Regions from separate parts of the Homo sapiens genome. Here region 1 is linked to region 2. The links are chromatin contacts, found by Hi-C or POLR2A ChIA-PET in ENCODE. All regions are on one chromosome and are shown on one strand. The core of a region is the stretch at or near the end of the contact, and the rest is flanking DNA. Distances in the headings are between cores, read along the strand shown.

Region 1 (3,322 bases), core at 380-2,879, 1.9 Mb after region 2:
CTCTATAGAAGATCTTTTCTATTCTTAGGGTTCCAATGTCACCTCAGAAGGTTCTCCAATCTCTACCTCCAATTCCAAGTTCTTTCTGGAACTCCATTTGCAAATTCCTGTCTGGGAGCCCTTCTGGGTTTGCCCATTGGTGAAGCTGCTGGTGCTCCATAGAGGAACCCTCTTACTGTGTATCTTTGCTTAGTCTGTGTTATGGTTTGCATATCTGTCCCTTCCAAAACTCATGCTGATATTTAAACCCTAGTGCGGCAGCTTGAGAGGTGCGGCCTTTAAGAGGTGATTGGGTCATGAGGGCTCTGCCCTCACAAATGGGTTAACCCATTCATGGATTAATGAATTAATGGATTATCATGGGAGTGGGATTGGTAGCTTCTATAAGAAGAGGAACAGAGACCTGAGGGAGCACATTCGGCCCCCTCACTATGTGATGCCCTAAGCCGCCTTAGGACTCAGCAAAAAAGGCCCTCACCAGATGTGTCCCCTCAGAATTGGACATTTTAGCCCCTATAACTCTAAGAAATAAATTCCATTTCTTTCTTTTCTTTTCTTGTTTTTTCTTTATAGAGTCTCACTCTGTCATCCAGGCTGGAGTGCAGTGGTGCAACCATAGCACTCCAGGCTTGAATGCCTTCTGAGTAGCTGGGACTACAGGCACATGCCACCATGCCTGGCTAACTTTTAAAACTTTTGTAGAGATAGGGTTTTACTTTGTTGCCCTCTTGGTCTCAAGTGATCCTCCTGCCTTGATCTCCCAAAGTGCTAGGATTACAGGCATGAGCCCTTTTCCTTATAAATTATCCAGGTGCCAGTATTCTGTTTTATAAGCAACAGAAAGCAAAGTTAGACAGGCTGGCTGTGAGATTACTCATTTACTCAAAGGCCTTCAGTGGCTCCCTGACTACTGGCTAAAGTAACACTCTGTCTAGTGGTATTCAGGATGTCTGCAGTCAAGCACGAATGCAGCCCTTTCAGCTACCCATCAATATAGCCATCTGGAAAGCCTTCATTCAATTTGGCAAAACTTCTCTACTTGCCATTGCTCAAACATATTCTGGGAACCTGATGATTTGTCCCAGTGAGAAAAATCATACTTTTTTTTTTTTTTTTTTTTGCAACCAATAGGAATCTTAGAGATCATCTCCTCTAACTCACTTTACAGATAAGGAAAAAGACCCAGGTTAAATAACCTACCCAATGACACAAAATTTATTAGTTACAGACAATCTTGCTAGGGACCCCAACTCACAGTCAAGGTGTTTTCTCACTGTAGCACTCTGCTTTTACTTCAGAACCTATTAAGGATCTCATGTATAAATTAATATTTAAGCTTTTGTAAAGTGTTGAGGGTTTCTAAGGTCAGATGGCTCCACTGGCAGCCAGGCACCATGCAGGCACCGTGGCAGAAAGGCTGAGATGACAGATCCATTCAGCATGTTTGCCCTGTACTGCCCAAGTTTTCAAAAATAAAAACCCTATGCCCCTGGGAGAACATTCCCTAGGAGAACTGATCCTGAACCAATGAGCAATATCTGTGTGAAAACTCACATAGAGAGGAAGCTCTTTTAAGTTTAGACACGGTGTGGGAAATTGGTGACAGCTCACTCAGGTGGTATTTTTGAACTCATACTGAGTTTCATGACCTCAGCATAAATTAGAACACAGAAGATGGAAGGAAACATAACTACATAGACCGAAAACGAGAGCACAGAAAAGCTGGCAGATAAATGTCACTTAATTTACCTTCATCTGCGTGTGAAACAGGAAGACTCCATCTCTCTGGTTTTCTCCCTCGTCCCCACTCTGGACATTATGACTAATCGTAAAGGCCACACGCTTGCAGTACAGATGAAAAACCCCAAACACCAACACTATCCTCACATCGCCCAAAGAGAGTAGGGGGAAGATAGGGAGGAAAACACCTTACGAAAATGGCTAACAAGAAAAACATATTCTATATTATAACAAACTGTACTTGTTTGGAACTCAAGAACACTGCTTCTAAGAACTTCGCTCTGATGAAAAATGATATAGATTATAATAAGAACAGAGAGAGGAAAAACAACTCCTACTCCCTGAAAAACAAAACAAAACAAAAAACAAACAACAAACCAACAGCACTGGACCCTGAGTAGGCACTAAAAAAAAAAAATTCTTGTTCATGATCCCTAAGCTTGCTACTCCATTTCACCAGTAGATGTTAGAAGACAAGTAATCTTACTGAAAAACATAAAACCTAGGGCAGGGATAAATATTTATAGACTCTTTATAGAATTTTTTTTATTTTTTTTTGAGACAGAGTGTTACTCTGTTGCCTAGACTGGAGTGCAGTGGTGCAATCTCGGTTCACTGCAACCTCCGCCTCCCGGGTTCAAGCGATTCTTCTGCCTCAGCCTCCAGAGTAGCTGGGATTACAGATGCCCATCACCAGGCCTGGCTAATTTTTGGATTTTTAGTAGAGACAGGGTTTCATTATGTTGGCAAGGCTGGTCTCGAACTCTTGACCTCAAGTGATCCGCCCATCTTGTCCTCCCAAAGTGCTGGGATTACAAGTGTGAGCCACCGCGCCCGGCCAGAATCTTTATAGAAATCTTTATAAGGGTAAATCTATAGAGAGCACTACAGGCTACAGGATGATCAGCTAAGAACAGTATTTGGTTAAAAAAAAAAATGTACCAAAGCCAGCAGTACATCCCAGGATGCTGAGGAAGACAGAGAGGAGGGAAAGTTCATGAGAAAAGAGAAGGCGCTTTTTAGAACTTGCCACTTCGTATGCGAGGAAGCAGTCAGATCCCTAGTCAGTAATATATGGACAACTGCAGGAGACAATTCTGAGTGACTCAGGAGGAACTCAGAGGTAAACATGTATGACTGCTGTGGGCTAAAAGTTTTCACCCACACCTATGGTACCTACTGAATGAGCTATTATTCTGACATGTGACCACAATTTAGAATCACAAGTCTAGAAGTAGTAACCAAGGAGGTAGCAGGAGATAAACATTTTATTTAGAATATAGACAATTAAAATTGTTTTAATTGGCTTAGTCTTGTCCTGGAGAGGGATCTTTTGGGTAAGGCCAACTTATGAGACTTAGGTGAGTTGAATTCATTGAACTGTCTTCTGCTTTGTAACACCACTTTTTTGTTCAGGTATCTGCTATTCATTTTTCTTGGCCCAATTTTGGGAAACACAAAGATTTCTCCATGTTATAATTAACGAATTGAGGTCAGATTGCCACATGTGGTCATAAGGCAGTTTGAGAGCCACTTTCACGTGTCTCAAAATGTCACTAACTTTTTTACTTAAAATAGTTTT
Region 2 (3,650 bases), core at 1,151-3,650:
GGGAGGCAGCGGTTGCAGTGAGCCAAGATCATGCCACTGCACTCCAGCCTGGGTGACAGAGTGAGACTCTGTCTCAAAAATAAAAATAAATAAATAAAATAAAAAATAAAGAAAGGAGGCCAGGTGCAGTGGCAGGCACCTATAATCCCAACTACTCAGGAGGGTGAGGCAGGAGAATCACGTGAACCCGGGAGACGGAGGTTGAAGTGAGCTGAGAGATCGCACCACTGCACTCCAGCCCTGGCCACAGAGCAAGACTCCACCTCAAAAACAAACAAACAACAACAAAAATAAGACTGATAAAAGATAACTAAATAGAAGGTGTAAATCTTAATTAGAGCCTAGATAGGTTTAAAAAAAAAAGAAAGCTATAAAAACATTTTGGTAACAACTGGGGAAAGCAGAATGTGTACTATTTTGGAACAATATTATGGAATGACTGTTAGTTATCTTAAGAATGATAACGGCTGTAGTTATGTAGGAGAATGTCCTTAGAAGACGAGTGCTAAAGTATTTCTTTGAAAAGCGTTATGATGTTTGTAACTTTTTGAGACGGAGTCTCGTTCTGTCGTCTAGGCTGGAGTGCAGTGGCGTGATCTCAGCTCACTGCAACCTCCGCCTCCCAGGCTCAAGCTATTCTCATGCCTCAGCCTCCCAAGAAGCTGGGATTACAGGCGCATACCACAATGCTCGGCTAATTTTTTGTATTTTTAGTAGAGACAGGCTTTCACCATGTTGGCCAGGCTGGTCTCGAACTCCTGACCTCAAACAATCTGCGCACCTTGGCCTCCCAAAGTGCTGGGATTATAGGCGTGAGCCATCGCACCTGCCCATGTTTGTATCTTGCTTTCAAATGGGTTCAGTCACACACACACAAATTGTAATACAAAGACAGACAAGCAAATGTGGCCAAATGTTAGCAGCTGGTGAATTTAGGTGAAAGACATATAGGATTCATCGTACCATTCCTTCAACTTTTCTGTAGATTTGAACATTTTCAAAATACAAAGTTGGGAAGAAAAGATATAATAATCATATTGCCAATCATCAGTTATTCCTCAGCCCAAATAAAACAATTCTTCCAACTCACTCTACTCAGTATGTAAAGACAGGCAGGCCAGAGGCTTAACACACTGATGACTAACAGTTTTGAATGCCTACTATTACAATCGTCGAGATTTTTGATAAATTCTTCATATAAATAATTTCACTTCGGTTTTTTAACAGCTTAGGGAGATTAAGTAACTTACACAAAATCACAAGGCTAGAAATGACAGAGCTGCAGATATTTACTTAAAAATATGTCAATACCAAATATTTGTCAACACCAATCAGGCTCAAATGTTTAAACAAACTTATGTAAGCATACAGAAAGTATGAATACAAATTCTCAGAACCATTAACATTATAGATGACAATATTCTGCCTTGAACAAGGGGAATTACCCGAAATATCCTCAATGGCTGACCTGATATAGCAAACAGGGAAAAGTTCTGAAATCCTAATTCCTAGAGACCCCAAGGGAAAAGAGGGCCTCTCCAATCCCACAGGACTAAGACTATTTAGGAAGGAATGGCTACATAGTTATCTCCAGCATGATGCATCCCAACAGAGTCGGCCGTGAAGAAGCTGGGCTGAGGACCAGAAAGGCCCCCACCACAGCACTGCAGTAGTCCTGGGGGTCCAGCACCTCATCAAGATAGGGAGGGAGGGATATGTTGGGGACATCAGGAGAAAACAGCTTCTACTTCAAGTCTCTTATGAAATTAAGGACTTACAGACTCCCTATGTGGGGGAGACGCTCAGGTTAGTGTGACTACCCAAGTTTGACCTTTAATCTGTTTTTTTTTTTTTTTTTTTTTTTGAGATGGAATCTCCCTCTGTCACCCAGGCTGAAGTGCAGTGGCGCGATCTCTGCTCACTACAAGCTCCGCCTTCCAGGTTAACGCGATTCTCCTGCCTCAGCCTCCTGAGTAGCTGGGACTACAGGTGCCCGCCACTACGCCCAGCTAATTTTTTGTATTTTTAGTAGAGACAGGGTTTCACTGTGTTAGCCAGGATGGTCTCGATCTCCTGACCTCGTGATCCACCCACCTCGGCCTCCCAAAGTGCTGGGATTACAGGCATGAGCCATTGCGCCCGGCCAACCTTTAATCTGTTTAACCAAAGTTGAAATGGCCCTGTCAATAACTTTACAACTCTAAGGAAACAGCACTCCTGTAAAATCTGTTCTTGAAATTCCCAGTCACTGATCCAATCAACTACATTTCGTGATGGCTGAAACCAAGATAAAACCGCCTACAGCAAGTCCTGAGACTCGAGAACTTCTGCCGGGATATTCTCTCCAAAGGGAGTCACTGGCCACTGGTTCAGGCAGGGGGCCCTAGAGCACACTCCCATTTGTGGAACTCCCAGGCAGGCCTGCACCAAACCTCAAGGGGGCTGAAAGGACTAGGATAGTGGACTTCTCTCTGAAGACACAAATTCTTTGCTCCCCTTTACAGGTATAACAGAAATGGGAGATAAATGTTTTAGCGCAGAACTTAACAAGACTTCTGAAGTAGATGGTCTTCATTACCTTTAGATGCAAGACAGTCCGCTCTTCACCAGAATCATAATAGGTAATACTTGACAGGAAGACATGCAAAGAGAGAAGCCCCCAGACTCCTCTCCTGAGAAGGAAAAAGTGGGGAGCGGTGGAAGCAGTGGGAAGGTAATAGAGACTTAAATCCTAAAACAAATGTCCAAGTACTAACAGCAGCAGAACCCAGGGGAAATAGCTTATGTTCTTTCCAGATGAAAAAAATTAAAAAGTCATGTTCTGCATGTCCAGCCAAATTACTGGGCACTTGTCAGGCAGAGCAACTACTGGGGGAGCCAAGGGAGGGCAGGACACACCACATCCATGTGGACTCTGCTCCCTCTGAGAGCTGTCATCAAGAGTGAAGCTGGCGGGACAACGTGTGGCGAGCAAGAGCTAGCAGACTTCAAGACCAGTCTGACCACAAAAAGGAAGGAAAGAAGGCATTTGACTTTCTTTTGTGAAAACTGAAACATCCTAGTAACCATCTGACTAGTATACAGTTTAACCACTACTTTGAACTAAATTTCAGGAACATAGTCCATAACAGACACCCTGTGATTCCCGAGAAAACGCAACATTTTAGAAGAAGACTTATCCAACGTGAAGATTTTTTTTTACATAAGGCAATGAAAGGCATCATTTATTCTCGAAATGTGTCATGCTCTCAGAAGTGTGGTCATATACTGAATCAAAGTCTACAATCACTCATCTTCCCACGCCTGGGAAATACAGCCTCATCATGTGAACAGGCCAAACATTCAAAAGACACTAAAATTCTTCAATTTTCCCATACTCTAACACAAACAAAACTGAATTCATTTGTCTGATCCTTTCTCAACTCAAAAAAATTTTAATCTAATTACTGAAACTTGGAAAAGGACATTCTTGATTATTTTATTTCCTCTCTGTAAAGAACTAAAAGGAAGTCCTGTCTTCTAACAGAATATTAAATTGCCAATGCCACCTTTGATTACTGCATACTTCTAAATGTACACGTTAAAATACACATAAAGATTTGCCAAATGAAACAATGTATTTCTAAGAATACGAAAACGTATTTTGTTTT

What was found. Hi-C counts contacts between places; a loop is a spot of excess contacts on that map. ChIA-PET counts read pairs that join two places held with the same protein, here RNA polymerase II (POLR2A). Pooled maps may share reads with other maps.
Region 1: a loop to region 2 is called in a pooled map, with 13 times the contacts of the local background. The contact joins two enhancer-like sites. A Hi-C loop is called at or near these places in 4 of 37 single-sample maps with no recorded cell type and 4 of 50 pooled maps. POLR2A ChIA-PET finds 5 or more read pairs at or near these places in 1 of 52 experiments (GM12878).

The regions. Positions count from the first base shown.
Region 1 is chr7:8,132,747-8,136,068 of GRCh38, forward strand. The region is part of intron 12 of ICA1 (islet cell autoantigen 1); the gene reads right to left. Among named protein-coding and RNA genes, the nearest start is that of ICA1, 130 kb to the right of the region's middle. RefSeq lists a silencer at 918-967 and an enhancer at 1,678-1,807. Within about 2 kb of position 1,630, at least 5 of the 41 ENCODE cell types and tissues checked have a DNase peak (open chromatin) inside an H3K27ac peak, as active enhancers do; they include GM12878, where a contact is called at or near this core.
Region 2 is chr7:6,253,918-6,257,567 of GRCh38, forward strand. The region is part of intron 1 of CYTH3 (cytohesin 3); the gene reads right to left. Among named protein-coding and RNA genes, the nearest start is that of CYTH3, 17 kb to the right of the region's middle. RefSeq lists an enhancer at 2,719-2,768. Within about 2 kb of position 2,401, at least 15 of the 41 ENCODE cell types and tissues checked have a DNase peak (open chromatin) inside an H3K27ac peak, as active enhancers do; they include GM12878, where a contact is called at or near this core.